Linked DNA regions of Homo sapiens: region 1 is linked to region 2. Evidence: read pairs that join two places in POLR2A ChIA-PET (ENCODE). Cell type or tissue: HepG2. All regions are shown on one strand. Links, peaks and the distances in the headings refer to the core of each region. The heading gives the core; the rest is flanking DNA.

The links. Peaks named below come from ENCODE experiments on the same cell type or tissue, not always from the same donor. Only the 100,000 strongest peaks of a DNase experiment are listed, where the experiment ranks them.
Region 1: POLR2A ChIA-PET joins it to region 2 with 5 read pairs; 3 of 35 experiments call an interaction of 5 or more read pairs at or near these places.

What each region holds. Positions count from the first base shown.
Region 1 is chr16:50,541,254-50,557,059 of GRCh38, forward strand. It overlaps NKD1 (NKD inhibitor of Wnt signaling pathway 1), which reads left to right and starts at 7,143. Exons shown (of 10, transcript NM_033119.5): 1 at 7,143-7,325; 2 at 7,464-7,496; 3 at 8,169-8,302. The coding sequence starts at 7,301. RefSeq lists silencers at 6,786-7,235, 7,276-7,465. In HepG2, for the core only: no CTCF peak of the experiment used is centred there; a DNase peak (open chromatin) is centred at 10,148; H3K4me3 peaks cover 2,500 bases; H3K27me3 peaks cover 120 bases.
Region 2 is chr16:50,487,885-50,503,690 of GRCh38, forward strand. No RefSeq gene overlaps it. Among named protein-coding and RNA genes, the nearest start is that of NKD1, 53 kb to the right of the region's middle. In HepG2, for the core only: no CTCF peak of the experiment used is centred there; a DNase peak (open chromatin) is centred at 9,907.

The sequences.
Region 1 (15,806 bases), core at 8,752-11,251, 53 kb after region 2:
GGGTCTCATGATCTGTCCCCGTCACCTCCAACCTCATCTTCTCCCCAATACTCCCAAACTGTGGTCTCTCTGCTCCAGAGCCGGGGGCCTCTTTGCTGTTTCCAAAACATTCCTGGCATATCCTTACCTCAGGCCCTTTGCACATGCTGTTCCCTCTGTTTCTTCCTCATTTTCAAGTCTTTGCACAAAGCTTATCCTCTCTGACCTGTCTATCTAAAATCATTAGCTCCTGCCCTGGTATTTTTTCTTTCTCTTTATCACTTGAATTTTTTCTCCCATAGACACACCACATATTTCACTGACTTATGTATTTATTGTCTGTCTTCCTCTATGAGAATATAAACTTCATGAGGATGGCATTTTTGTCTGTTTTGTGGACACAAGAGCCTGATGTAAATTAGGCGCCCAACAAATCTTCACTGAATGACATGATAAATAAAAGAGAAGCACCCACCTTTATTTCTTGGTTGCCTCCTCCCTGACTTTGGCCTCTCCATCTCCTCCCCAGCATGGCTGCTTATGCGAGGCAAGGGCAAGCTATGTAACCTTGGTTGCTTCTGAGAAGGCTTAACTTTCTAGAGCCTCCAACTGTGTGTGGTCTATACACCAGCACCATCAGCCTCACCTGGGAGCTGGTGAGAAATGACTCTCAGGCTCCACTCACACTGCATCTCAACAAGATCCCGGTGAATTCATATGCACATTAAATTCCAGGGAGCCCTCCTCTAGGCTATTTGACCCTAGCTCAAGAAAGGGGGATTAAGAGTCTTACAGGGAGGGATCCAAGGTCAGCATATACAGTTAGTCAGGGACCAGTCTGTCTGTGTCTCTCTCTCCATGGGGTTTACTATCATTGCTTTCCCCTAATGGTTCTTACTCCTGCTTCTTCCTGCTTATTTTTCAGCCCACAGCGACCCCAAGAAGCTGCTCCAACCCCTGGGACTATGGAGCTCTACAGCTGTAGAGACCACCAGGAAGTGGACTGCAGGCCCCTGGCCTCTCCATTCAGATTCTGCAAAGAGATCCTGATGGGTTGGGCCAATGGGTCAGGCATCCAGTCAGCTCTGGCTAAGGGGTGAAGGAGTCAGGTGTTACCAACGTGGTGGCAGGGGCCACCTTGAAGCTGTGTTCTGTGCCATGGAAGAAGGAAGAGGAGGAGGAAGCTAAGCTGGAAGGGAAGGCAGGTGATACAGGAAAATTAACTATGAGCTTTGCTATAGTGACCACTTTTCCTTCACTCCTTGAGCTGTGGCCTTAAGAACTGTGTACCAATGGGAGGCACTTGCATAGTAAGTGTTCATTTGCTGAATACTTACAGAGGGCTATAAGTGGACAAATATGTCCAAAAACACATGAAACACACACCATCAACACTTGCAGATGGTCTCCTTCAGGGAACCTTTCCACACTGGCTCTCCCCTCACTGAGCTTTCCTTCCTATCACCCTCCCAGTCTAGGCTCCTGGAGTCAGTAGTTGGAATCTCAGATGGGAAGAAACCTTAAAAGTCATCTGGTCCAGTATTTTCCAAAGCATGTTCCATGAACTTGTTTTCCAGAAATGGTTTCCTGGTCTGGTGAGTTTAAGAAACCCTGCTTATGACGATGCTCTCCATTTAGAGAATCACAAAGCTTGGCTACTCAATGAAAGCTCTGACAAGTCCTGCAGGAAAAAACTTGTCTTCTTTTGGCTAAGCTAGGGCTGCCCAAAGTTTCTCATGGAGTCCTTTCTTGCACATAATAATAGCATCTCACAAACCAGTGGTCGGGGGAACCCATTACGGGAAATGCTAATCTTCTGGACCCTTCCTTCTATTTTATAGGTGGAGAGGCTGTGTGGTGGTCTGGTTGGCTGCATGTAACTGAAAAACAAAGGCTTAAAAAGATAGGGGCTTCTTTTGCTCTTTTGTTAACAAAGTCTGGGAATAGTCAAAGACTGGTACTGTGACTAGAAAGGCTTCTGATATGGTTTGGCTCTGTGTTCCCACCCAAATCTCACCTTGAGTTGTAATGATCCCCATATGTCAAGGGCAGGATCAGGTGGAGGTAATTGAATCATGAGGGCAGTTAATCCCATGCTGTTCTTGTGATAGTGAGTTCTCACAGGATCTGATGGTTTTATAAGGGGCTTTTCCCCTTTGCTCGGCACCTCTCTCTCCTGCTGCTATGTGAAGAGGGACGTGTTTGCTTCTCCTTCTGTCATGATTGTAAGTTTCCTGAGGCCTCCCCAGCCATGTAGAACTGTGAGTCAATTAAACCTCTTTCCTTTATAAATTGCCCAGTTCCGGTATGTTCTTGTAGCAGCCTGAGAACGGACTAATATAGCTTCTCTGCCCAGTGTGAAGAAGAGCAGAGAGGCAGGGCTGGGAGGAGAACAAGGCACCTGCCAAGGAGATGGGGAGGCTGGGCTGGCTTTCCCTCTCCTCCAGGCTCACCTGGGAAGCCTGTGCTCTAAACTTGCTCAAACATCCTGAACCCAGGAGGAGTTGGTGGTACACAAATTCAATTCAATTCAACCCCACATCCAGACTGTACTCAAGCAGCAGTCTTTTGGCCCAGTCATCTCCAACCTCATCTTCTCCCCTCTACTCCCAAACCATGCTCTCTCTGCTCCAGAGCCAGGGGCCTCTTTGCTGTTTCCAAAACATCCATGGCAGTCTCCACTTCAGGGCCTTTACATGTGCTGTTCCCTCTGCCTTTAGTACCCAAACAGAATGGCTTGGAGACCCCAGCCCTAGTTCTTGGGGAAGCCCAGCCTCCTCCATCTCATATCTAAGGCCTGAGGCCTCCTGGCTGCCTCTGGCTCCCATCTTTTCTCCTGCAGGGTATCTCCACTGTGAAGATTGCTGTTGGCCCCATTAATTACCTGTAGGAGTCATCTTTCTGATTCCTTAATTTTGTCCTGTGCCACTAACCCAGGAAGTGGCTAGGATTTTGCTGAGGGCTTGGAGTAACAGAGGAAGAAGAGAGCACTGCCAATCGCATGTTAGAGCTCACTGTCCCAAAAGTGAATTGGCCAGTCCCCACCTTGCTGGCTGTGCCTTCTTAGGCCCCATTATCACTCTCTTCTCATGCTGTTTCCTTTGAGATCTTTGTTTTCCCTTCCCTCCAAAATGCCTGATATTTTCTCAGGCAGAGTAGTCTAACTTTCCCCTCCTCACCCAAACTAGGCTTCCAGGCCCTTTAGCAATGCCAAAACTCACCAGGGAACTATAAAATAAAGCAACTCCAGGGATCCAGGAGGAACCAGTGGAGACTTGGGAACTGATTTTCTCCTTCATATATCCAAGATCGTATTATTGGCAGTACTCCCTCCTTATTGACCACAACATGCTCCTGGCTGAGGCTGGGCAGAGAGAGTTTGTCTCCTTCCACAGCAGGTGTGATGGCACCTGCTATAGGCAGTGCTGTGTTCGGCATTGCATTCAGAGATGCAAGTAAGGCAAGAACCCTGGCCTCAAGGAGCCCTGGCTCCAGGAGTGAAACTTAGCCTCATGCATAAAATAAGTGGAGATGGGAGGGGGCAGGGAAACCTTGGCTAATCAGAGCAGAGAAGAGCCCTTCAGGTTGGAAGGTCAAGGAGGGCTTCCTTTAGGAAATGGCATTTGAAGGGGCCAGATCAGATGGCTTAACTTCGGGGACAAGCTTTGGAGCAGCTAACTTGGGTGATGTAGGATTTTTTTTTTTTTTAAATCTCCCAGCTCTATGTCTGACAGATTTCACCTAAACCAGCCTTGTTAAATCTCAAGCCCCATGAAACCCGTTTCTGTTATAATCTCTCTCTCTTATCTCTTCCTTGCCTTCCTTTCCCATTCTCCTCCCCCAAAGGATAGGAAATCTTCAAAGAAAAAGATGTGTCACTGCAAGTATACAGCCCAAGAAATGGGCCAGATAAATTATTAAAACACACGAAAAGACAGTGAGTTATGGGGTGGGAAGCCCTCGGAGGCCGAATGGCCACCCCAGGTAGACAGCATGCTGGTGGCCCCTGGAGACCCCCTTCTCAGAGACCTGGACAGACTAACATTTTGCCACAAGGCCCATCTCTTGGGTTCTCACCCCAGATCCGGGTAAGGGTATCATGATTCCAATAGCAGTGAAGTCCCAGGCGCCTGCTGGGCTGGGAGGCACCAGGGTGAAGGTGGAGGGGGGCTTTGTGTCTGGGCTGGACATTTGGGATTTACTCCCCGCAAGACTCAAACTGCTAACTGCAGTTTTAGTTCTTGCTTTTATCTCTTTTTGAACTGTAAAAAGAAATTCCCAAGGGGAAGAGGGGATACTTTTTTCTCATGGAAGAAGAAAGCCAGGACCGGTTTAAGAAAGTAACCAACTTTCTAAGCACTGTGAGAAAGGATGCTCCAAGTTTTGCTTTGATTTAGAGGCACCCTGGTACCAGCAGGGAGGGGTGAGAAAGGCAAACAGGAATTCCAGACGAATTCCATTGCCTTTTGAGGGGTCTGAAAGAGGGTGCCCACTCCGACTCAGATGCTCAAACCCCTGCCTCCCTCCTACACCTGACCCCCGCCGTTCTGCCCCACTTTTTCATGTTCCTACAGCTCAGGGGTTCTTACTTCAGCATTACCCACATTTGATGCTGGATCATTTGTTCTGGTAGGGTGGGGGGGCTGCCTTATGCATTGTGGTATGTGTAGCAGCAACCCTGGCCTCTACCCACTAGATACCTCCAGGCATTACCAAGTGTCCCCTAGAGGGCAAAATTGTTTGCTGTCAGGTCCTTATGGGATGGAAAGAAAGAAAAATGGCCTGTTACCCCTGGTGTAACTTACTACACTGTTTACTAATTCATCATTTATTGTTTCTTGCCTATCTTCCCCCTAGGTGAGTGGGAGTTCGATGAGAGTGGCAGTTGTCTATTTTGTTCACCGATGTATCTTAGGTGACTAAAACAATGGTTGTCACATGGCTGGCCCTTCATATTTGTTTCCAGATGGAAGACTCTCTTTCTAGTGGTGGAACATTAGTTTTGCACTGTGTTGGGACAACCTGATGTAGTGAAAACAAGCCTGGGCAATGAAATCAACAGATTGGAGTTCAGTTCCTAATTGGGTCATGGATGAACTTTGTGACCTTGGGCAAGTGAGTTCACCTCTCTGAGTTGAATAGGTTCCCTCCTTTCTAGAACAAGTATGAGTCTGCATCAGAGAGTGGTTGCGAGGGCTACACATGATGGAGGATGAGGACTGGCACATCAGAAGTACTGAATGAAGAATTGTAACATAAAAATGACAACAGTAATATATTTTTGTGGTTTCAGCACTCTTCAAATGAAACCACCTGGCCAACAGGATTTTAGTGTACCTGCTTATAACATTAGCCTTCGTTTCCACCAAAAAGGGTGTTAAAAAAGGAAGCTTGGAACATGAAAGTAAGACACTTGGATGAAGAGATTTATGACTCTGGGGGGCTGTGAATTCCTAATGTCCTTTTGAGACATGTAGATCTTCCAGAGCGATGCTGCCCAATGCAGTAGCCACTAGCCAAGTGCAAATGGTCACTTGCAATATGGCTAGTCTTTGAGATGTGTTTTAAGTGTAAAATACACACTGAATTTTAAAGACTTAGCGCAATACAAAGAATGTAAAATATCTCATTATATCTTGAAATTATACTATTTTGGATATATGGTGTTCCCTTGGTGTCTTTGGGGACTGGTTCCAGGATCCTAGAGGATACCCAAATCCCCAGATGTCAAGTCCGCTATATAAAATGTCCTGTAGTATTTGCATATAACCTACACACATCCTTCTGAATACTTTAAATCATCTCTAGATTCCTTGTAATTCCTAATACAATGTAAATGTTATGTAAATAGTTGTTATACTATATTAAAAAGTTTTTTATTCTTTATTTTTGCTGTATTATTCTTTTTGCATATTTTCAGTCCACAGATGGTTGATGCCACAGATGTGGAACCTGTGAATAAGGAGGGCTGACTGTATTGAGTTAAGCGAAATATATTATTAATATTTCATCTATTTCTTTTTACTTCTAAAAGATGTGGCGACAAGAAAATTTAAAATTACAAATGTGGCCCACATTATATTTCTATTGGGCAGTGCTGCTCTAGAGAGTCGGCAAAAAGGGCAGAATGGAGCCTCCATTATACAGATCACAAAACTGAGCACAGGTAATTCACTCCAAAGGTCGGGGCTGGTCTCACTCTGAGCTGCGGGTTTTCTTTTCCCACGCCAGAGCTGCCTGGTGCCAGGACGAGCGTAACACGGACCCACAGTGTCCCCAGAAGGGGGCAGGCGTTCTGAGAGCCACAAAGGTGGGGTGGAATCCCTTGATGTCGACCGCCACCATCCCCCTCCCCCCGCGCGACCTCCCCGCAGAGACCTCCCCAGACAAAACAAACAAACCCTTGGGTCTGGCGAACTGCAGCGGGGAGCGGAAACCAAGGAAGATCAAAGACTCAGCGGTTACCCCCTTCCGGGCCGCGCAGTTTGGCAGCGCGCCCCGACCCGGGCGGGCACCCACGGGCCCCCGGACGAGGAGATCCCAGAGACTGGCTGATAACGGGGCGCTTTGGACATTTGTCGCTGCCTGGAGAGGGCTGGGCTCACACTGGCCCGGGGTGCGCTGGGGGCTCCTCCTGGACTCCCCAAATAAGAAACTAGAGGAGTGCGGTGGTGGGGGGCGGGTCACGGGGCGGGTAATGAACACTTTCTGCAGAAGGTAGGTCGTGGGAAGACTGGGAAAAGGCAGCGCTGCCGAAGCTTGCACCTGAGCAGCTAAGGTCTCCGCTCCCGACCTCAGTTTCCCCACCTGTAAATTGGAGCCGCCGAGTCCCGCCCTGCCCGTTTAGAGAGAACGTGGAGCGGAGGGAAGTGACAGTACAGTTAGCGATGGCCGGGCTGTTCTGTCCCAATACGCCTCCTGGACAAGCCGCCCCGCCGGGTCGCCAGCCCTGGAGCTCGGCCCCCGGCCCCAGACCGCGGCAGGGAGCGCGGACTGTGTCCCGCCCCTCCCGTCAGCGCCCCGCCCTCGTCCCCGCCCTGCCCCGCCTCCGGCCCCGCCCCCGCCGCAACCAGCCTTGCCTTTGATGCGCCGCACCGGCCAATGGGCGCGCGGGGAGGCGCGGGCCGCGGCGGCGGGCTGGGGGCTCGGCGCTCCCGGGCGTCAGTCGGGCCGCGGCGACGGCGGCAGGAGCGCGTCCCGGCGCCGCCTCGGGCTCCGCTCGGCTCGGGGGCTGCTTCGGGAGGAGGAGAGCCAAGGGAGGCGCCAGGCCCGCGGGCCGGGCGCATGGCTTAGGGACGCTCCCGGCCGCCGCAGCCCCAGCATGGGGAAACTTCACTCCAAGCCGGGTCAGTGCCCCCGCCCGCGCGCTCGCCCCGGGCCCCGCCGCCGTCGCCGCCGCGGTCGCTAACTCTCTCCCTTCCTTTCTTTCCTTCTCCCGCCGCCGCGGCTGCCGCCGCCGCCGCCGCCTCGCGATGTGCCTGCAGCCGCCGTGTGCAAGCGCAGGGAGAGCCCGGAAGGTAGGGGCGCGCGGGGCGCAGACCTCGGGGATGGACGCGGGGGACACCGCGGCCGCGGCAGAACGGCCCAGCCCGCCAGGTCTTATGACCAGGGCCACCCCGAAGCCCCAGTTCCGGCCACCGGCCCCCCAAGCCCGCTCCCTGAGCAGCCTTCGCGCCCCCTCCTCTGTCCCTCCTACCCGCTCCCCGCGGTCCTGCGCTCCCACCGCTGACCCTCAACCCCTCCCCCTCCCGCGTCCCTGCCCTCGGCTCTCACGGCACCCTCTCTTCAGACCCCCAAGCGCCTCCCCGCAAGACCCTGCCCCCTCTTCCTGCCCCCCGGCCCTTCTTCCGATATCCTGGCTCCTGCACCTACTGCGGCCCCTCTCCTGACCCCCAGCCCTCTCCTCCGCAGTCCTGGCTGCCAGTGCTCCCTGGTCTGATCCTAAACCCGTCCTCCTGGGGTACTGCTCACCCCTCTTGCCCCCTTCTGGCTCCTCGCTCCTAGGGCTTCGCTGAACCCCCCTTTACTTACCCGCGTCCCTCTCTTGGCTCCTGCCCCAGCCCGCGAACCCCCTCCTGGCCCCCGTGCCGTGGTCCTTCGCCTCCCACCGCGCCTCCTTCTTCCCTCCGCGGGGGTAACTTTTGGCACCTGGAGCCAGACTCAGGGGCTTCATGTCGTCCCCGTCCCAGGTGACAGCTTCGCCGTGAGCGCTGCCTGGGCTCGGAAGGGCATCGAGGAGTGGATCGGGAGACAGCGCTGCCCGGGCGGTGTCTCGGGACCCCGACAGCTGCGGTTGGCGGGCACCATAGGCCGAAGCACCCGGGTATGATTCCCCACCCCTGCCCCACCTCCTGGCCTCCTTTCAGCCTCAGAGATGGGTCCCCAAACCCATGCACCCCAACTTTGAGCACTTTCCTGCACAGCTTCTGGGTCTGAAAATCTCTTCTCAGCTGCCCCCTGCCCCACCAACGCGACCCTCTGCCCGCATGCCTTGGAGAACCTCGAAGTGCCCAGCTGGAGGCAGAGGGCTGCCTGGGGGAAAGGTCCTAGGTGGGGAGGTGGTGAAGGTCCAGTTGATGGGGAATCGTGTCTGTACCGGCGGGATTTGGGGGCCTGCTCTGACTTCTACCTTGTTTCTGCCACCAGCATTCAAAGGTGGAGGTGGAGTAGGGGCTAGAGAGAAGGGGGTATTAGGGGTGTCTGGGTGGAAGGCAGAGCTGTGCTGGCCCCAGGATCTGAATATGTTCTGATTGTCTGTGGCATTCATCAGTACCACCTGTACAGGAACCCCAGTAGAGCAGGCGGCCCTCTGGGTAGCAGATCTAGGGGGACTGAGACCTGGAAGACCCCTTACTTGGCATATGAGATAGAGGGCCTCATTCCACTGTAGCCTGGGCAGAGCCCTGAGCCTTCACCCCGTGTGTCTCTGAGGCTGGAGTTCCTGGAGGAGCACTAAGTGTGATGGGAATGAGTGAGTCCAGCCCCAGCTCCTGGCCTGGGACTTGGCGTTCACAGATGTCCTGTGAGCTCCGGAACTCTGCACGGGGCTTTCAGGCAGTCTGCGTGGAACTCGCGCAAGCCTAGGATCAAAGGATGAATCAACTTTTTGATGTGACATTTAATTTTTTTTTTTTTTTTTAACTTAGAGGGGGAATAGACTGAGTCTCAGGTCTGGTTAGTTCTTTGGTCTTATCCATGGGCTGGGGAGAGGCCAGTGGAGACTTCAGATGTGTTTGTATTTGGGTGGTGGGACCTGGCAGCTCGCTTGCAGTGCTGGTGTCGGGAGGTGGACCTGTGGATAAAGTCAGTTCCTGTGTGTGGATGAAATAACCTCTGGGCCTAGGAGAAGCTCCCCTGTCCTCCTCCACCGCCACTGCTTAGCTGGGGGCTTCTCTGTCTTCTGTTGGCCGGGTCGGACTTGGAGCTGCTGTCCCCTAGTAAAGGTCAAATCTTGGTGGGCGGGGGGCACTGCAGTTGGGGCCCTTTAAAAAGAGAACTACAAACCTCTCCTTCTTCCCCTGCCCTTTCTAGTTTTTGATCTACTTATTTATTTAAAGGCCAACGAAAACGGTCTAATTTAGCCGTATGAACAAATGCATTTACAGCTCCAGACAGAGGCCAACTGAGTGGATTTCCATTAATCAAGTTTTGGGTTTTTTCAGCCTGTTTATTTTTACAAAGTATTCCTGCAGAATGACATTTATTTGCAGTCCCTCCTTTTTCTTTTTCTTTTCTTTTTTTTCTAAACTGCCAGGCAGCTTGCTCCATGCTAGAGGGAAAACTTGAAATACAGCGAGGGCTTACTTCAATTGACTTTTATCTTCAAAGCCATAACAAATGTTACCCGCATGTTTTTGGTGGGTCTCCTTGGCATCCAGTCTGGGAGGATGGGAGGGAGGAGGAAAGAGGGAGAGGAAAACAAAAGTCTGTCGTTTTTAATTAAATAGTAGTGTTCCCAGCGAGAGGAATGCAGGCCACTAAAGTTGCCATTGGGGGAAGTGAGGGAGGGTGGGGAGGGGGCCCCAGCTTAAGTCTGTGGCTTTGGTGAAGTCACGGAATTCTGTTGCCTAGTTTCTTCCCCCAGCTGAGGACAGCATGGGATGGTGCCTGTCCCCCTCTCTCCCTCACCCCCTCTCTCAGAGAAATGCTGAGAGGTCATTAATGTTTGTTCAAAGTACTTTTGAAGATGTGAGGCTCAGAGCCGTTGGCATGACATGTGTCAGGTGGTTGGAGGGTGGGCCGCAGCCATCAAAGTTGTTATGCAGGGGGCCGGCCTCTGTCTCCTTGGGAGTTGTTCTTGCTGCTGGGGACCCAGACGCCTGGGTTTTCACCAACCTTGGCCCCAGATGGCCCAGCCAGTGTGTCTGCAGAGGTAGGGATAAGGAGTCAGAACTTCAGGGGGAGCCCAGGGTGTGGAACAGCACTCCAGGCATCCTCCAGGTGATTTCAGGTGGAATCTGGGGGAACATTTTAAATCTTAATAGTTATCTTTTTTTTTTTACCAGAAAAAAAAATAACTAGGACATCAAACCCATGATTTTGCAGATTTTATTGCTTAGGATGAAGCTAAGTTAAAAAAGAGTCTAACGTGAAGTCCATTCAGAGAAAAATATTAAGTACAAGTGGTCAAAATTGTGAATGTGGGAATGGAATGCCCCAAGTTTGGGAAGCACTAAGATATTGAACAGGACAGCAATGGGCAACCCTCAGGCTAGTTCATTTCCCTGATTCCCTCTGGTGCCGAAGGGGTAGCTGGTAGGTTCTTCCATGATATCATCAGGATGTAGGAGGGCATGGGCTCCAAAGTCTGCTGGTTTCCAAGGGCTGGCAGAGGTCCTCCCACCAACCCCAGGCCTGTTTTGGGGCTAGTCTCTGCCTCTAGTCCTTTACGTGGCCTGTCAACTAAGTGGCTGGAGACACAGTGGCTCATCCAACTAGTATTATTGTTATTGCAATGATAACTAGTATTTATTAAGTGCCTATATGTGTCAAGCACTTTGCTTACATTATCTTAATCCTCCCCATAACCTTGTAGTGTTGACAGCCCGCTGGTGTGGACTGTGTGTTTCTCCCTTTCTGGAGCACTTTCTAGGAGAAGCCATTTGTAGAGAAGCCCTGTGCCAGGGCATCCGCCTGGAGGGTGCTACATACAAAACTCCCAGAGAGGGGGTGCTTCGAGATGAGCCAGTCGTGGGGCAGGCAGAAGCAGGAGTGGCCCCTGTTTGCCCTCTTCCTTCCTGATGAGGTCTGAGGGGCTTGGGAAATGTCCCAGATGAGTCCAAGTTGCCTGCAGGGTCCTGAGATGTGAAAGGGTGACCATGCTGGCATTAAACTAAGCCTGCCCTCTTAAATACAGAAATAAATGAGGTCAGGCTCTGTCCTAGTGATTTGTCACCTGTGCAAACCATTTTGCCCTTGTATACCTTAATTAGCTCATCTGCAAAATGGGTGTAATAATATTTTCATCCCTGGCGGGTTATGATGGGATTATAACTGTTGAACCTGGGAAGGAAGGGAACCTACTGGGAGATTCACTGAAGACATTTGTAGGGTTGGAGATGGGGGCCTACAAACAGGGAGTGATAGGGCTGGGATAAGAATGCTAGAGGCTCTCTGCCTCCCCCACTGTCATGGCAGGCTCACTTGGAGGGACGCAGGCCAAGGGCTGGGCTTTTGCCCTTTCCATGGGGACATGAGCAAGTCCAAGGGAATATGGACTCATAGGAGAAAAGGAATGAGAAATGGGAGGCGCACGAGTACTGTGGAAGAGGAGCAATAAACTGATCAGCACACGCGGCAAAGAACACCATGTTAAACAATTAGAAAGCAAAATAAGCATCATAAACTCAGAGAGAAACGGAGGATGCTGGAAACATGAAGCAGCAACAGGCAGTTAGAGAAGAAAACCAATTGGAAACACTGGGTGTGGAAAATAGAATGGACAAGTGAAAAAGCTTAATAGATAGATTAAATAGTGCAGTGGACTCAGGTATCAGGTGGGAAACACTTGGTGAAGACCTGTGTGCCTCTGTATATGCTCACAGGCTGATTGTGAATATGTACAACCAGATTTAAAATAATCTCCCCATGGCCCCGGTTGGCCCTTTTGTTCCTTTACAGCAGAGCTGCCTGAAGAAATAGGCTGAGAGCCGTGGTGCAGGCAAGCCCGCCTCTGGATCAAAGGCGGCTGCCAGGCAGTTTGGTAATTTGACTGGGGGTACCTAGTGCACTTTGATATTTGGAGAAGATGAGGAGGGTGCAGGCTTACTTGGAGCCCATGGGGACGTGTGGGGTTGGGTGATGAGATTGGAGGCTGGCCCAGCTGTTGCCCGAGTGCCAGATTCCAAGGGAATTACCCTTGAATGATACCAGTTGGCACAATTAAAAGGCCCCATGTCTTTGCCATATGGAAAGTGTTAGGCTTCTTTACGTGGTTTCAAAGCTATGTGATGGGAGGTGGGCTTGACATTTGAGGTAGAGCATAAATTAAATATTTGGTGTTTCAGGATTAAAAGATGATTTGCTTTAAGGCTGGAGAAGGACTCAGGATGGAGGTGTTTGGGCCTTGTTCACTGGCATTTTCGAGTTCTCCAGGGAGGGTCCCCTCTGCTCATGGGCACCAGGGCCAGCTGCCTGGCCCAGCCTGGGCACTGTCTTTCCTCCTGGGGGATGGGAGGCAGAGGCTGGGAGAGCTTGGGCTGGGCAGAGTGCTGGGGAGTGGGGGGACCTTCTGGTTTTCCATAGGTCCCTCAGGATGGGTGGGTGGCGGCCATGGGTGTCATCTTCTTAGCGCTTTAATGGGTCTTTGTGATGTGGTCTCCGGTAGAGGCTTCGAGGAGTGTCTTGTCCTCACTTTGAGACTTTTCTTCTTGGGGAAGGAGGCTGGATGCCCCTGAGCCAGACTGTGCATGCCTTCTGTTCTCTAGAGCCCAAGAGCACCCTCTTCATTCACATTTTTGTAGGAAACCTGGGGGAAATCAAATCCAGGAGGCACCTGCTGTGGGTCCTGCAAGGTCCTAGAACTCAGGGGATGTTTCCTCTGCTCGCCCAGTGGGGATGTTGGAAGGTGGGGATGGATGGATCGATGGACAGTGTTGTTGTTTGTACCAGGAAGCTCAGGTACACTCTGGGATCAAACTGTCCCCGCGAGGGCAGGAAACATCAAGGCTGAACTGTCAGCAGCAAAAAAAGAAGAAAGAAATGAAGATAGATTAGGTCACCCTCCCTGCCTCCTTTTTCCCCAGCTCCTCTTCCCTGGTCAGCTTCTTTCCTTTAATTCCTGCTTCCAAATTCCATCTTTTCCCAGGTCCTTCTGTCTGGAGTGGAAGGGTGGAACCAGGCTTTTTCTTTTAGGCACTCAGCTTAATGAATTAGTATAAATTATTATCAATAATTCTTTGTTTATTATTATTATTTTTTAGACACATAGTTTCACTCTGCCACCCAGGCTGGGGTGCAGTGGCGTCATAGCTCACTGTGGCCTCACAGTGATCCTCCTGCCTCAGCCTCCTGAGTAGCTGGGACTATAGGTGCACGCCACTGTGTCCGGCTAATTCATTTTTATTTTTTATAGAGATCGGGTCTTGCTTTGTTGCCCAGGCTGGATTGAACTCCTGGCCTCAAACCATCCTCCCACATCAGCCTCCCAAAGTGCTAGGATTACACATGTGAGCCACCACACTTGGCCTTGTTATTAATTATGAATTAATAAGTCCCTAACTGGGCCAGGCTCTGGGGATACAGTGGAGAATAAGAGAGATGTGGTTCCTGCCCTCCTGTGGCATCCAGTCTGATGAAGGGGACAAAGCAGCAGTGAGTACCCAGGCCCACTCCTAGGACCACACAGAGGCACTCTGGGAGGGAGGGGGCAGGATGGGCCGCTGAGGCTGAGGAGAGAGGAGGAAGGAGTTGGAGGTGGGGGGAAGAGCTGACCGAGGCCCCAGGCTCAAGCTGCCCTGGTAGGATGGGGTTGGGGATTGCCGGGAGGCTTCTGTGTGGAATCAAGCGGGTAATCAAGAAGGGAATGTGGCCTCCAAATGGCTCTGCAGCCTGTGGGAACTGGAAGTGGTTCCTGGCACTGTCTGTGGAAAGCCTCGTGCATTGGTGGCTCTTGGCACATCTGAGTTACCTGTCTGTCCCCCTGGACAGGTATGTTGGGTGGAGCAGGGCGGGCAGTCAGCGAGCGTGCTGCCCCTGTGTCATGGACAGGTCCTTGGGGGCTCAACCTGGCCTGTTGGGGTTGGTGGCCCTGCTGTTGTGTTGGGGGAGGAGGTCAGCTGCAGGGCTGGAAGCTTAGCTGTCAGGGCTGCGGAGGACCTGTGGGGTGAGGTTGCTGCTCAAGAAGGAGGCTCTTCAGGGACCAGGGAACAAGAGGGAGTGACCAGCAAACCCCAGAGAGAGCTAATCATGCCCCAGAACTGCAGCGCGCCTGTGCCTATGGAAGGAGGGTCCCCCATGTGGGCTGAGCAGGGCTGTCCGAGACAGGATGTGCAGCCCCCCGGTACTGGTGAGCTGGGGGGTCCTGCAGCCCCATGGCTGCGAATCACAAGATGCTTGGATTTAGACACTTTTGGACTTTTCACATCACTTGTTGGATTCCAAACCAGGCACTTCTGGCTGCCTCCCTGCCTTCCCTCTCTCTTGCCCACTCACACGTGTTCTTTTTGCCGCTCTTGTCTCTCACAGACGTTCTTTCTCTTCCTCTCCCTCCCCACGTCCCTTCCCCCCCACCCTCTCCCTGAGGAAGGAAAAAATTCAGTCTCTCACAAACAAAATATCTGCCATTCCATCGGAGGGAGAACTGAGGCAGGAGCCCAGAATATCCTGGAAGGAACGCAAGCGAGAGTTGAAGGCCTCAGTTGTTTAATCTGGAAGGAGGACTTTGATGTCACCCTGCTCCGTTTATCCTGGGAAGCTTCCCGCTGCTTCATGGCTTCGACTCTCTGTGTGAAAGATGGCTGAGCTCCTCCAGGGGCTGGAGGCAAGCCTGAGCAGCTCCGAAGGGCAGCCTGGTGATGCTGCGCTCCTGCCAAGCCCAGGTGGGGTGGAGAACCTTTTCTAAACAAGCACTTCCAGAGACATAAGTAATTCTTTGATAGCTTCCTGGGAAGGCAGAAGGGAGCTGTTTAGCCTTGTGGGCACCAGTCGTGGGGCTCTGGGAGGAAAGCCTCAGGTCTCCGCACTGAAGTCATCCCCAGCCTCAGAGCGGTGGCGGCTTGGCCCGCCGGGGTGGGTCCTGGATGTGTTTGTTTAGAGGGCTCTGAGGCATGGGTCTGGGCTTTGCTTTCCTTACTTGTTAAGTCACATGGGCTGTGGCGTGTGCGTGTGGCCGACGCCTTTCAGAGGACACCAGGGTACTGAGAGGGCTTCACATTGGTGTGGCCTCAGCCAAAGGCTCCCTGCCTGGGCTTCAGATTCTCCAGCTGAGAAGTAGAATAACATCATGATAATTTAGCACTATCTATTGAGTGCATTCATTCATGCATCTGCAGTAGGGTTTTTTTTTTTTTTTTTTTTTTAAATTTAGAGACAGGGACTCACTGTGTTGCCCAGGCTGGCCTTAAACTCCTGGCCTCAAATGATCCTCCTGCCTTGGCCTCCCAAAGTGCTGGGATTGCAGGCGTGAACCACTGTGCCCAGCCTTATATATATTTTTTAACTTTTATTTTAGGTTCAAGGTACATGTACAGGTTTGTTCTACAGGTAAATTGTGTGTCATGGGAGTTTCGTGTGCAGGTTATTTCATCCCCCAGGTAATAAGCACAGTACCCAACAGGTAGTTTTAGATCTTCAGCCTCCTCCCACCCTGCACCCTCCAGTAGGCCCTC
Region 2 (15,806 bases), core at 8,766-11,265:
CAAGGAGGAGCAAGTTACATCTTACATGGATGGCGTCAGGCAAAGAGAGAGAGAGTTTGTGCAGGGGAACTCCTCTTTTTTAAACCATCAGATCTTGTGAGACTTATTCACTATCATGAGAATAGCATGGAAAAGACTTGCCTCCATGATTCAATTACCCCTCACGGGGTCCTTCCCACAACACGTGGAAATTCAAGATGAGATTTGGGTGGGGACACAGCAAAACCATATCAAAGTTGCAAGTGACAGACAGTCAGTTTGAATTGACATAAACAGCAGGGTGCAGTGGCTCACACCTGTAATCTCAGCACTTTGGGAGGCCAAGGCAGGAGGATCACTTGAAGCCAGGAGTTAAAGACCAGCCTGTACATTCTAGTATAGCGAGACCTCATCTCTACCAAAAAAACAAAACAAAACAAAACAAAAAAAACAAAAAAAAAAACAGTAAAAAATTAGCTGGACTTGGTAGTATGCACCTATAGTTCTAGCTACTTTGGTGGCTAAGGCAGGAGGGTGGTTTGAGCTCAGGAGGTTGAGGCTGCAGTGAGCTATGATGACATCACTGTACTCTAGCCTGGGCAACAGAGTGAGATTCTGTCTCTAAAACAAACAAACAAAACCACATAAAACAAATTGACATACATAAAAATTAGAAATTTATTGCCTCTGACATAATTAAAAGTCTCCGGGAGCATTTTGCTTCAGGTATGGCTGGAGTCAACTGCTTAAAGGATGCCATTAGGTCTGTCTCTGGCACCCTCCATCTTTTTTCTGTGCTTTCTTCAATTTGGTCTCACTGAGAGACTCTCCCTGTATGAGGTGGCAAACATGGCCTCTGCACCTCCAGACTGACATCCTCCCAGCTTGGCAATTACCAAGAAAAGCAAATACCATTCCGTAACAGTTCCATCTCAAGATTCTGCAACAGAGTCACATTGGCTCAGACCCACACTGGACCAATCACTGTGGCCAGGGGATGAACACTCTGATTGGCCAGACTAGGTCATGGGTCCTTCCCAAGGGCTACAGATGGATGCGGCTGGTTCCCCAAAGAAGATCAAAGTTACTAGAATAATGTAAAATGGATGTTATTCAAGTCAAACTAACAGGTGTGCCCCCTGCCCAGGGAATGCTTGGGACTGTCCATACTGATACCTTGCTTTGGGGTTTCCCTGGCTTTGGGGACCAGGCAGAGCTCAGGCAGTAGCTCTGAGCACACATAAACACCCTTTTAGGAGGGTCCCATGGCTTCTACCTCCAGAGACTCACCCAGAGTGGGGCGGTAAGAGGGAAGAGTAGGGGAAATCTGGCCATCCTTCCCCTCTGGGGCTGCTGGTGCCAAGTTTCTGGCTGGAGCTTCTCTTTAGAAGACTGGATCACAAAGCTCTGGAAATGGGCGTTTGGGATGGAAACACAGACACACAGTTAATTACAGCATCATGCTTGGCGCCACCCTAATTAAGGCAGTTCCCTGGTGGAGGCCAAGATTTAAAGTTCTCTCTTTCACAGTGCCTGGTGGCAAGCAGGCAGCCCTGTCTTCTCCCCTCCCTCTGAGGATCCCCTTCTTCCTGGCTGGGTGGGGAGAGCACCCGGCTTGCTGGCAGGCAGATGAGAAAGGCTGCCTAGGCTCTGTGAGAGGAACACATCTGCCCTCCCAGAACATGGGATAGGACAAGTAGGGACAGTGTGAGGGGCAGAAATGTCAATCCTGGATCTCTCCTGCTGGGAGATGGTGGGCGGGACAGTCATGTTCCACCTCAAAGAAAAAGGTTAGAATTATCTTGGCTCAGGACCTTCCTGAAAGCACGAAATGGCTTCCAGAGGGCACTGGTGACCTTGGAGGCCAGGAACACCATCAGATTGCCGTGTTTGGCTTCGTAGGGGATGTGGAACCCAATATGCTCAGCCAGACTTCCAATGTCCTTGGATCCCACCATGCTCTGACCCAACCTAATTTAAATAGAATAGGAAGGGCAGATTTGCTGCCAAAAATTATATTAAAAACTGCATAGAATTTCTCTTGAAACCAACAGAATTTCCTTCCATTATCCACAATGTAGAATTGTCTGGTTCCATTAGGAATTCACAAGATCACAGAGCTGGCAGGAACATAAAAATCACTTCATATTTAGAGGTGAAAAAATTGAGGCCAAGAGAGATTTCCCTATGATCCCAGGCTGTGTTAGATTAGTGTAGATGACAGCTGGCAAATAAATCTCACCTTGAGTGCCAATGCTGAATGATTGGACAGCTGGAGGCTGTGCTGTTAATGATTCTAAGGTCTTTATCTTGCTCAGTGGGAAATAGACTCTTGATTGGTAATGTCTGCCATGGGCACTGGAGGGAGGATGGTGGTTCATGTGCCAGGCTTTTGCCATCTTGTCTAGATGTCAAAGGGGTACTTGGACATTGACCCTGAAAGTAGGCAATCCTGGAGGTTTTGTCTGTGTGGATAAACTGAAACCCAGAATAGGTTTACCAAGAAGGGCATAAAATCCATGAAACTCTTCATTGAAGGGTCACCAAATTGCTATGAGGGGTTGATGGCCAGGATTACAAAGTGGGAATTCTCAAGGTTTTTCACTTTAATACAGTGCTTGGGCTTCTGATACAGCTTGGGCTCTGTCTCTGTGGCCCTCCCCAGCCTCCAGAGCTGTGTGTCCTCTAGGCCTGTGCTCCTTCAGGGGCTGTGGTCAGTGGTCCTGCTGGGATAGCAGGCCACAGAGGATGGAAAGCTTGAGTTGAAAGGCCAACGCTGAAGGCCTGAGTATTAGGAGATCTAAGTTCTCCTCCTGCATCTGCCATCATCACTGTGTAAACAGAACAAGCCTCTTCCTTCCTAGAGCCTCGTCTATACATTGGATGAAGGTCCCAGTGGTCTCATGGATTCCAACAAACTGTTACACTTGACCCATCACATAGTCCAGTTTTAGTTTTTTAATTGTGGTAAACTATACATATCATAAAATTTACCATTTTAATCATTTTTTGGTATGCAGTCCTGTGGCATAAATATATTCATATTGTTGGGCAACCATCACCACCATCTATCTCCAGAACTTTTTCATCTTCCCCACCCGACCAAAACTCTGTACCCATTAAATAACAACTTCCCAATTCCGCTCTCCCTAGCAACTGGTGATGGTCATTGTGCTGTAAATTGGGGACTAAGTCCCCCTTGTGGGGTCTTTAAGGATCACTCCAACATGGCCATGAAAATTACACCCAAGAGGTATAGAGGCATATGAAATTAGGGGGTTTATTATACTCACAGGTCTTAGAGAGGGAGGAACAGGTCTGCCACTCAGGTGTCAGCACTGGAGGAATGACAAGGGAGCCACTTCAACCAAGCAGGTGGGGAGCAAGAAACACAGAGAGAGCAAGCACGGGAGAGGTGTGGCGCACACAAGCAGAAGGCATGGGGAGATGTCACTGGTGCATTTGCAGTTTTTAATTTATTCTTTATTATCTTATTTATTTGTTTTTTTTGAGACAGAGTCCCACTCTGTCTCCTAGGCTGGAGTGCAGTGGCGCGATCTCTGCTCACTGCAACCTTCGCTTCCCAGGTTTAAGCGATTCTCCTGCCTCAGCCTCCCAAGTAGCTGGGATTACAGGCGCCCACCACCATGCCCCGCTAATTTTTTATATTTTTGGTAGAGATGGGATTTCATCATGTTTGACACGCTGGTCTCGAACTCCTCACCTCAAGTGATCCTCCCGCCTCGGCCTCCCAAAGTGCTAGGATTACAGGCATGAGCCACTGCACCCAGCCTATTTTATATTTTTTGTAGAAATGGGGGTCTCGCCATGTTGTCCAGCTGGGTCTCCAACTCCTGGCCTCAAGCAATCCTCCCGTTTTGGCTTTCCAAAGTGCTAGGATTATGGGTGAGAGCCACTGTGCCTGACCTCGTTGGTGTGTTTGAATGTCACCAGGTCACAGTTGGGAAGGTCAATAGGGGAATTGTGGCAGGGACCAGTCTGATCATACTGATTCACCTGGTCATGTGGTGGGTGCTCACAGCCTGTTTGTGGGGATGTCAAGGCATCAGAAAAATAGGAAGTTTTAAACATTTACAATATAACCATATTATTTTCTGTCTCTATGAATTTGCCTATATTAGTTACCTCATGTAAGTGGAATCACACAGTATTTGTCTTTTTGTGACTGGCTTATTTCATTCAGCATAATGTCTTTAAGGTTTATGTTGTAGCCTGTGTCAGTATTTCCTTCCTTCTTAAGGCTGAATTATATTCCATTGTATGTATAGACGACATTGGGTTTATCCATTATCCATTGGTGGCCACTTGGGTTGCCCCCAAATTTTGGCTACTGTGAATAATGCTGCTATGAAGAGAGGTGTACAGATATTTGAGCCCCTGCTTTCGCTTCTGGATATATACACAAAAGTGGAATTGCTGGATCACATAGTAATTCCATGTTTAATTTGTTGAGGAATGACCATGCCATCTTCCATAGCAGCTGCACTGTTTTACATTCCCAGCAGCAATGCACAAGGCTTCTGATTTCTCTACTTTCTCACCAACACTTGTTATTTTCCGTTTTGGTGGATTTTTTTTTTTAGTTTGTTTTATAATGGCCATCCTAACAGGTGTGAAGTGATTTCTCACTGTGGTTTTGACTTGTCTTCCACTAATGATTAGTGATGTTGACATCTTTTCATCTGCTTCTTGGTCATTTGTATATCTTCTTTGGAGAAATGTCTATTCAGGACCTTTGCCCAATTTTAAAAATTGGTTTATTTCTTTCTAGATTGGTTTTAATTTCCTAGCAAGGCCTGAAAGATTGAAATAGTACTATGGATGGGTAATTAAAACAAATTTTTCTTTTGAGATGGGGTCTTGCTGTGTTGCCTAAGCTGGCCTTGAACTCTCGGGCTCAAATGATCCTTCTGCCTCAGCCTCCCAAGTAGCTGGGATTAGAGGCATGTGTCACTATACCTGGCTGACAGGGTCAATTTTTTTTTGTAGGTTAAATGAACTTTAAAAATAATTTTATTTTAGATTTGGGGGTACATGTGCATATTTGTTACATGGGTATATTGCATGCTGGTGGGGATTGGGCTTCTAATGTACCCATCACTCAAATAGTGAACATTGTACCCAATACGTAATTATTCAACCTTTGCCTTTCTCCTGTCCTCCAGGCTTTTGGAGTCCCCAGTGTCTATTATTTCTATCTCTATGTCCATGTATACTCATTTATTTTTTTTTTGAGACGGTCTCGTTCTGTCGCCCATGCTGGAGTGCAGTGGCATGATCTTGGCTCACTGCAACCTCCACCTCCCCAGTTCAAGCCATTCTCCTGCCTCAGCTTCCTGAGTAGCTAGGACTACAGGTGTGAGCCACCATGCCCAGGTAATTTTTGAATTTTTAGTAAAGACGGGATTTCACCATGTTGGCCAGGGTGGTCTTGAACTCCTGACCTCAGGTGATCTGCCTGCCTTTGCCTCCCAAAGTGCTGGTATTACAGGTGTGAGCCACCACACCCGGCCAGCCATGTGTACCCATTGTTTCACTCCCACTAATAAGTGACAACGTACTTATTTGATTTTTTGTTTCTGAGTTAGTTCCATGGCCTCCAGTTCAATTCCTGTTGCTGCAAAAGACACGATTTTAATCTCTCTGATGGCTGCTAGAAGGGTAGTTTTTTAAATTATTTTTTCTCTTGGTTATTTTCTTTCTTTTCAATATAATCTATAGGTTCACAAGAAGGATAACTTTTGATGGAAGAAGGAATACAGATGGAAAGGCCTAAGGCTGAAGCCATGTGGTAGGTCTGATTTCTCTCCATCTGAGTGGTCTCTTTTTTCTATCTGGCACCACGTGGGCTTCATCCATGAGCTTCCAATAGCCCTGCCTTGCCCTCATTGCTCTAGGGCCTCCTCTTGTGTTGCCAAAATAGAGGGAGTGGGAATGTCTTCACCTTAACTGAGCATCTTTACAGCACACTCTCCAGAAAAAGAGTCTTTCCCCAACTGTCCTGCCAAGATCCAGGGCCTGGCTCCCACTGGAATCCAGAAGCCAGGGATGGAGCCTGGGCAGACCCCCTTTCCTAGCATGAAGCTGTTCTCAACCCAAGGAATGGAGCCCCACAAGTGACCCCAGCAAACCATCTGAGACTCTGAGAATAAGGATGGTCATTGTGACCTGAGTGACCAAAATAGACACCCCTTTATCAACTAACACAGACCCAAAGTTAAGGAAACAAAGTTACCTACAGATTGAGGGTTCAGGGTCCTCCTGCCTGGCAAATTTCTAAATTCCTACACTGAAACGCTCCAACAAGAGGAGCTGTCAGCTCTGATTTGGAGAGGATCAGCCTTCCAAACATTCTCTTCTGATAAGCGAGTATAGTCTATGGCCATCCCACACTGAACATGCCCAATGTTGTCTGATAAACTACTATAGACCGTAGGCCAGTTTCCATGGCCTACAGAGGCTGTGCAGAAACTGACCTTGTGTCCTATAGCTTCCCCTTTGATGTAAAGAGCCAATTCCACCTCATTTTAATGCTAAAACCTTTCCCCAAGGTGAACATGGGATGTATGTCACATACATGTTTACCCATGATACACAAGCTTGGCTCCCCTCATAAATATGCATAACTTTTCCCCCAAATCTGCTGAATATGTATGACCCCGGCCCTGGGAGGCATAAAACCCAACACATCCTTCCTTCCTCTCTTGGAAGAGAGAGCACTTTCAGTCCACGATGGAGACTCTCTCTTCCCAGTGTGTAAGCCAATATCACCAATAAAGCTCTCTTTCTACTTTTTAGCCATCCTGTCAGAGGCATTTGAACCAGCCCAACTCCATCTTGAATAGGGGCTGGGTAAAATAAAGCTGAGACCTACTGGGCTGCTTTCCCAGGAGGTTAAGTCATTCTCAGTCACAGGATGAGATAGGAGGTCAGCACAAGATCCAGGTCATAAAGACCTTGCTGATAAAACAGGTTGCAATAGAGAAGCTGGCTAAAACCCATCAAAACCAAGATGGCGACAAGAGTGACCTCTAGTCGTCCTCACTGCTACACTCCTACCAGAGCCATGACAATTTACAAATGCCATGGCAACATCAGGAAGCTATCCTATATGTTCTAAAAAGGGGAGGCATGAATAATCCAGCCCTTGTTTAGCATATACTCAAGAAATAACCATAAAAATGGGCCTCCAGCAGCCCTTGGGGCTGCTCTGTCTATGAAGTAACCATTCTTTATTCCTTTATTTACTTTCTTAATGACCTTGCTTTCACTTGACTCTATGGACTCGCCCTGAATTCTTTCTTGTGCTAGATCCAAGAACTCTCTCTTGGGGTCTGGATCTGGACCCCTTTCCAGTAACAATCCTGGTGGTCTTTTGGATGACATCACTCGGAATGCCAGCCAGCTGTCCCCACAGGGCCGTTTCGCTGTCCCCTCAGCGGGTGTGCCGTTGGGCTTGTCTCCACCTCACTTCGACTTTCTCCTAACTTCTGCCCACTCTTTCCTGACTCCTTATGGCCCTCTCCCCTTCATAGCCTCTCAGCTTCTGCTCCTTCTCCTCACAGACTTTCCCCTCATGTTTCCTGGTCCAGAAGAGGAGCTGAGGGTGCAGGAGGTTTACCGCCCTGTGGAAGGGCAGGACGAAGGCAGCCCCAGGCAGAGCGAGAGTGAGTTGTGCCGTAGTCTCAATGAGGAGTCCTGAAGCTGGGAGAGCCCTTTGTAGCTGTCCTGGGTAGGGACGAGGGGTTGGGCCTTTATGACCTTGTGCTTCCCAGTTATTAGACGCAGCTGCCCCAGGAAGGAGGTGTGATGTGGGGCGAGGTGACTTGCTTCATAAAAGCAATTCCAAAGGGGGCTGGCAGCTGGGGGCCGTCTGCCAGCTGCACTTCCAGGCGCTGAAGGGCCTTCAGTCCTTCAGTTCTGAAGAAGAACCCCCTGTGCCTCCTTCTCTGCCCCAATCCTTTCCCCTCATTCTTGCTTCCCTGGGATTGTGTCTACCAGGAAAGCATCAGCAGGTGAGCTTTGACTCAGGCTCTGCTTTCTACGGTGATAGGGTTCAGATGTTTGTCCCCTCCAAATCTCAGGTTGAAATGTGACCTCTGGCTGGGCGTGATGGCTCACGCCTGTAATTGCAGCACTTTGGGAGGCCAAGGCAGGCGGATCACCTTAGGTCAGGAGTTTGACACCAGCCTGGGCAATATGGGGGAAACCCCGTCTCTACTAAAAATACAACATTTAGCCAGGTGTGGTGGCGCATGCCTGTAATCCCACCTACTTGGGAGGCTGAGGCAGGAGAATTGCTTGAGCCCCAGAGGCGGAGGTTGCAGTGAGCCGAGATCGCGCCATTGCACTCCAGCCTGGGTGACAGAGCAAGACGCTGTCTCAAAAAACAAACAAACAGGCCGGGCGCGGTGGCTCACGCCTGTAATCCCAGCACTTTGGGAGGCCGAGGTGGGCGGATCACGAGGTCAGGAGATCGAGACCATCCCGGCTAAAATGGTGAAACCCCGTCTCTACTAAAAATACAAAAAATCAGCCGGGCGTAGTGGCGGGCGCCTGTAGTCCCAGCTACTTGGGAGGCTGAGGCAGGAGAATGGCGTGAACCCGGGAGGCGGAGCTTGCAGTGAGCCGAGATCCCGCCACTGCACTCCAGCCTGGGCGACAGAGCGAGACTCCGTCTCAAAAACAAAACAAAACAAAACAAAACAAACAAACAAACAAACAAACAAAAAAACAAACCCAGAAATGTGACCTCTAATGTTGGAGGTGGGTCTGGGAGGTGTGTGGGTCATGGGGGTGGATCCCTCATGAATGGCTTGGTGCTGTCCTTGTGGTAATGAATGAGTTCTCACTCTACCAGTTCCCGCAAGAGTTGTTTGTTTAAAAAGCACCTGGAACCTCTTCCTCTCTTACCGTATAACATGGCTGCTTCCCCTTTACCTTCTGCCATGATTGTAAGCTTCCTGAGGCTCTCACCAGAAATAGATGTGGGTGCCATGCTTGTACAGCCTGCAGAACTGTGAGACAAATAAACCTATTTTATTTTTCTTTTCTGTATTTTTTTTTTAAGTAGAGATGGGGTTTCATCATGTTTGCCAGGCTGGTCTTGAACTCCTGACCTCAAGTGATTCACCCGCCTCAGCCTCCCAAAGTGCTGGGATTACAGATGTGAGCCACCTCACCCGGCCTATTTTCTTTATACATAACTCAGCCTCAGGTATTCCTTTCTAACAATGCAAAGCTGACTGATATGGAATCTGGGTTAAGACACCCACTAAACCACCCATCCTGGTTGGGAAGGAGATCTTTGTATCAAGATATACCATAGGATCTTGGCTAGCCTGTGACATAACTTCTCTTAGGTCAGGTGACTGACTCTCAACCAATCACCTCTGGACAGATATAAGCCACCTGGGCTCCAGGGACAGATGGTCTCTTCTTTTTTCAGGAGGAGACTGTGAGCATGACAAGCCCCAGGACTGGCCTGTCCAGTAGAATGGATGCCTACTATTTGATGGGCCTTGACTGGGCGTGGGGGACAGGGAGGGCAGGATGACTTAGACATGGTTTCTGTTTAGGGAGCCCCCAGTCCAGCAGAGTCAACCGTCTTTTCTTCTCATAGCCCATGCAGGGGAACCCTAATTAGAGGCAAACACCCCTGACTGTTCCCACTCATCCCTGCAGTCTCAGGGGGGTGAACTGTGAATGCTCAAAGCCCATTATGGTGGTCAATGATTGGTTTGGGTCTGGACATGAGATTCGGCTTGGTCAATGGCTCCAAGGGGAAGTCTCCAAGCTAGGATCTGGGAAAGGAATTCCTCACCAATGAAACAGCACATGAGAGGAAATGCCTCATTTTGCTGAACTGTGTGGGATTGTCTGCAAAGACTGCAAGTGCAGTATGACTAGCGGCGGGGGGACCTGGTGGACATGGTGAGGACAGCATCTTTGATGATGTCACCTGAACCACAGAACAAACCCACCCCACAACAGCTCTGTCTCTGGGCTTGCAGTTATATGATGTGACTAACATTCCTATTTTGCAACAGCTATGAAGGAGGTCTCTGAAGCCTAATTGCCTGCTGTGTGACCTTGGGCAGATGCTTAACCTGTCTTGCCTTGGTTTCTTCATCTGGAAAGTGGACATAAAATAAGACCCAACTCATAAGGCTGCTAGGAGGTGTAAACATGTTTATATATGTGAAGGGCTTATAACAGTGCCTGGCACGCAGGAAATGGTGTACAAGTGTTGGCTGTTATTGAGTTCCCCTTTAAAAATAGATCTTAGGTAGACAGAACTGGATTAATCATGAGCCTTGATTCATGACATGCCACTGGGATATTTATTAAAATAACGAACACCCATGAACCCATCACTCAACTCAAGAACTAGAATATTGCCAATAGTGATTACTCCTCCATATGTGCTCCTCTCGAACTGGCCCCATGACCACCTCCCTGCATTTGCCCCTAAGATAAGCACGGTCCTGAATTCTGTGTTTCTCATTCCCTTGTATGGGTTTGTATAGTTTTATCACATGTAAATGTATATCCAGACAACGTATTGCTTTGTTTTGCCTGCTTTTGAGCCTCACAAAAAGGGTACACTCTACACAGTCTTCCGGGAGCTTTCCTTTCTGCAAAGACGCTTTTACTGGGTTTTCTGCTTCTCGCGGCTAAAGGCACTCCAATCACATAGCATCTTCTAGAAGGGAGGAAGAAAAGCCTACTTTCAACAGACAGAAACGCAAGTTAGATCTTTTCTTCTTTCCTGTTTCTTGCACTTCATTTGGCTATGGATCTGTTCTGGGTCTCCCAAGGGTCACTGCAGAAATGCCTTCCTTCTGAATTAGTGTGTGAGGGGGTTCATGTGCTCCTGGCTTGGCTGCCCTGCTGGCACGGGGTCCAGGTATGAGAGACCCTGCTCAGAGCCCCAAGCCACACGGAGAAGCCTCGGCCCCTGAGGAATTTTTCTGATGCTTTTGAATCTCCCCTGGGAATCATTTTCCCCTTTCCATCCCAAATATGGGCTGAGGCTCTGGAAGGCGTGGGAGAACTAATTTGACGTGAGTGTAAACACTTCCATGCCAGTGGAACCTTGGCCAGCAGGAATTCCAAGCCATCCAAGAATTCTGCCAACCTAGAGTTGGACTTTGGCTGGGACCCTCTGGTGTAGCTACTTTTAGCTGGGAACATTTTTTTCCCAGACTCTGGGAGGCCACACTTGAAGGATTACAATTTCCTCAACAAAGACCCCACGGTGACAAGGGGCATTTCTGCATTGAGTTAACCATTTACATGCCTGCCTCCCAAATTTCCCTGTTTTAGGGGGTGGCATCTACCTAATTGCTAAGACCCAGGGCTCAGGAGGCAAAGAAACCTGGCTCTACTTCTGGGTCTACCTCTTATTGAGAGGATAATAATACCTGCCTCTAGAGATGCGAGGATCAAATGAAATAATAATATATATAAAAATACTTGCATATGGTAGTGCTTGTACCAGTCAGTCCAAGCAAGGCTGTGCTGCAGTAGCAAGCATCCCTGCAAGCTCAGTGGCTAATCACTACAGAAGTTTATTTTTCACTCCCATGAAGCTTGCTGTAGGTCCAAGACCACCCTCCGGGGCAGACTTCTTCTAGATGTGATACATAATCCAGAAGATCAAATTGCAGCTCCATCACTTCAACTCAAAGCCTCCATGTTCACTGTGGCAGAGGAAGAAATTAACTAAATAATTGGCCAGAACATTTCTGCTCTCAGTTAACTAGCCAAGACTAGCCCATGGTTCCACCTCACAGCAAGGGTACTGGGATATATAGTTTTCTGTATGTCCAGGAAGGAAAACTGAGCCTGATGTTGCAGAGCATTGTAACGTCAACCACAGTGTTTAATCAACATTAGTTTCCTGCCTTTATTTTCCACCCCCAAAGAGTTTAGAACCTATTTGAGGTGACAAGCATGTATAGATGAAAAGATCAACATATTTTCCTTTATTCCTTAGAAGCATGCCATCCTTTGCATCATACAGAAGGCTTTTTCAGCCTCATTTCCACAGTACCCTCGGCAGCATTTTCCTTCTGGAACCCTAGGGAAGGGAAGACAGGGAATACAGTGATGGAGGCCTAATCAATGACTTGACAGGCAAGTGTCAGAACAGGCTGGCTTTTCAGAGAATGGCCAACTGCCCCAAGCCTCCAAGGAGGATAGAACATGAGGCGGGTACCTCCAGGGTTCCTTGTGGACAGAAAAAACAATGACAACCTCTCCCGTCCATTGAATGTTTACTGTGTGCCAGACATCATGCTAAATGCTTCATGTGTCATCACTGAGGTGGTTATTATTAGCACCCCAATTTAACCAATGAGAAAATTGAGGCTCAGAGAGGAAAACTACCCTGCCAAAGTCATGCAGTGACAACCCAGGGAGGGAGGGTGGAAGGGCGGGGCAGAGGGAGTGGGACAGTCACAGTCTCTGGCTTAAGGAGGGGGTCAGGGATGCCTGGGTCCTCTCTCGTCCTTTCTGCTCATGCTGTAGCTGAACAGGCAAAGCAGAGGGAGTTGTTTGCAAAGCACCAAATGTGATAATATTCGAGAGGCCCTGCAAAACTCCAGGGTACTCACAGATAAAAAGCAGGATTTAACTTTTCAGGGTGGAAGCAAATATTTGCACCATTTATTTATTTATTTGTTTTGGTTTTGTTTTTTTGAGACTGGGTCTTGCTCTGTTGCCCAAGCTGGAGTGCAGTGGTGCAATCATGCATGGCTTATTGCAACCTCGACCTCCCAGGCTCAAGTGATTCTCCCACTTCAGCCTCCCTAGTAACTAGGACTACTGGTGCACACCACCAAGCCTGGCTAAATTTTTTTTTTTTTTTGAGACATAGTCTCACTCTGTGGCCCAAGCTGGAGTGCAGTGGCACAATCTCAGCTCGCTGCAACCTTCGCCTCCCAGGCACAAACAATTATCGTGCCTCAGCCTCCCCAGTAGCTGGGACTACAGGCGCGCACCACCGTGCCAAGCTAATTTTTTGTATTTTAGTAGAGACAGGGTTTCACCCTTGTTACCCAGGGTGATCTCAAAATCCTGAGCTCAGGCAATCCTCCCGCCTTGGCCTCCCAAAGTGCTGGGATTACAGGTGTGGGCCACCGCGCCCAGCCCTAATTTTTAAACATTTTTTGTAGGGGGGTGGGGCCTTGCTGTTACCCAGGCTGGTTTCAAACTCCTGTGCTCAAATGATCCTCCCATCTTAGCCTCCCAAAGCGCTGGGATTACAGGTGTGGGCCACCGTGCCCAGCCTCATTTGCACCTTTTGGAGAGAAGAAAGTTGAGGAGGAAGGAAAGGATTCTGCAGGTGGAGAGAAGGGTCTCTTCTTCCATGTAGGCTGGCCAAGATCAGGAACAAAGTCCCTTTTCCTTCTAAGTTGGGAAGTTGAGACCCAGGGCAGGGCAGGTTTTGCCCAGAGCTACACAGCCAGAAAGTGGCAGAAGCAGATGAGGACCTGGGTCTCCTGATGCCCTGTTTCCCCCAACACCAGTCCCCTCCACTGCTGCCTCTGGGACTGACAGAGAAAGGGAGGTCTATGGGCACAAAGTCAGCAAGCAGCTGCCATGAGCCCTGTGTGCAGGCAGCGCTGGCCCAGTGCTGGGGAGTTGCTGTCCCCTCTCCTCTAGGCCAGCCTGGTCTGTCTTTGTAAGCCTGGAGCAGCAGGAAGTGAGTAGGAGTAGTTACACCCCCACTGCACTTCGGTCTCTAAAAGTGTCCCATTTTCCCTAAAGGTGATAGGTAATATATGTTCATGGTGTCTATTAGGATTCTGATAAGATGGCAGAAAAATCAAGATCAAGAGAAGGTGAACAAATGGGAGATAGGTTTCGCTTTGCGTTTACTACCCCACCCCTGCCAAGCAATGCAGCAGGCCTGCCCAGTAGCTCCCAGTCTCACCCTCCTGACATTCAAATAGCACTTGCTCCCTAGTATGGATGTGACCTGTTCCCCAATCCCAGAACTTGATTTTGCCAGGAACTGAGATATGGAATCTTCACACTTGGATAGGCTGCTTGCAGGTGGAAGTGTGGGTGAGTTTTGCATCCCTGGATGTGCACAAGCTGGGGATGGTACAGATGTGGCATGCTGCAGGGGGGTGTTGCATGATGCGTGGGATGCTGGCTGCTCTCTCTTTGTCCCTCCAGACCCTGCTCCATGCCAGAGACAGCTCAGTCCCTTAACCTGCATCTTTCAGAAAATAGGACACTTTTGAAGACCAAAGTGCAGTGGAAGTATCACTACCCCTACTCCCTCCCTGCTGCTCCAGACTTGCAGAGACACACCAGGCTGACCTGGAGGAGAAGGGCCAGCAACTCCCCAGCACTGGGCCAGTGCTGTCTGCATACAGGGCTCATGGAAGCTGCTTGTTTGACTTTCATCTTCCTTGTCCTCCGGCTTTTGCTTGGGTTTGGCCAATAGGAGGCACCGCTGGGAGATGGGAAGGAGGTAGGAGAGAGCAGTGGAGCCATACATTTTCTAGTCCTCTCCCTGCCAGGCCACACTTTGGTGGGTGCAGTCTTTCTCCCCTGAAAAGCCACAGCTCTTATCAAGTGGACCTCTCACCCATCACCCTCTCTGGGCTCTGATCACTGCTTGGTCCCCTTGTCTTTCGGGTCTAGTGGCTGTAAGGGCTTCCCATGGTGCTAGTTCCCCGGATGCCCCACCTCCCCTTCTGGTTCCCTGCCCGCATAAATACCCCCATCATTAAACTCTCCTCAGTTACCCTTGGGAAGGTGCCATCTGTCCATCTGTTTCCTGCCAGGCCTGACTGATACAAACAGGAAGGATGGGACCTTGACCTCCTGGTCCTAGTCTTTCCTAGATGCCACGCTTCCCGGGTCCCCGTGGTCATCTCGCAGTCCCAGCATTTCCGACCACAGAGCCCCTCAGTGTGCAGTGTGCCAGGCCTGCGCCGAGCTCCCACCAGCCTTATTTATTTATTGAACAACATGCAAGCGGTTTCCTTTTGTGTTTAATGTGTCAGCATTTCAGTGTATTCGGACTTCAAGGCTTGGATTTTGTTGACAATAATGAGATCACCCAGACAATTATCGTTTGATTTTTCAGTTTGCCAGAGAGGGGAAGATTAAAGAAAAGTTAAGAAGCTTTGGCTGTTTCCTGTTATCCATTTGCTGGGAGGGGTGGGGGTGGGGTTGAGGGGCTGGAAGGAATAGAAAATCTAACTGCTTAAAAATGTCCACATCTGGAGACACCCAGACGGTGTGCATCCAAGCGGGCTTCACGCGTGTACAAAGGTGCCCTCGTGGGGTGACCCTTGAGGCAGGTAGAATGTTCCTGTCCCCAGACACTTTCCCATGTGAGGCCACAGGGTCTGAAAATCCATCAGTTCCAATATGCGGTCCTCCAATTTAAATCCTCGAGTGAGAGACAGAAGACTGGAATCCCACAATTGCTTATTATTATTATTTTGATAGAACTATTGTTTCAGCACAGCCATGAATTTGTTGACGTGGAATGGCTTCCCTCCTTGGCCCGGGTTTTCTCCTCTGCAGAGGGAGGGGTGATTGAATGAGACGGTTCAACCCTGCCTGAGCCCTGCCTTCTATCCCCCACTGCTCCGCCTCAGTGTGTGTGGCTCATTGAGACCCCAGGGAGAGGCCTGAGGTTGCCGAGGGAAAGGAGGGTGCCAGAGGGAACAGTAGGTGCCAGAGCCTTCTTGACTTCCATTGTATGCTCTGAATGAGTCCCCAGTCCTGGGAGAACAGGTATCTACTGGGGGCTTTCAGAGCACATCCCACAG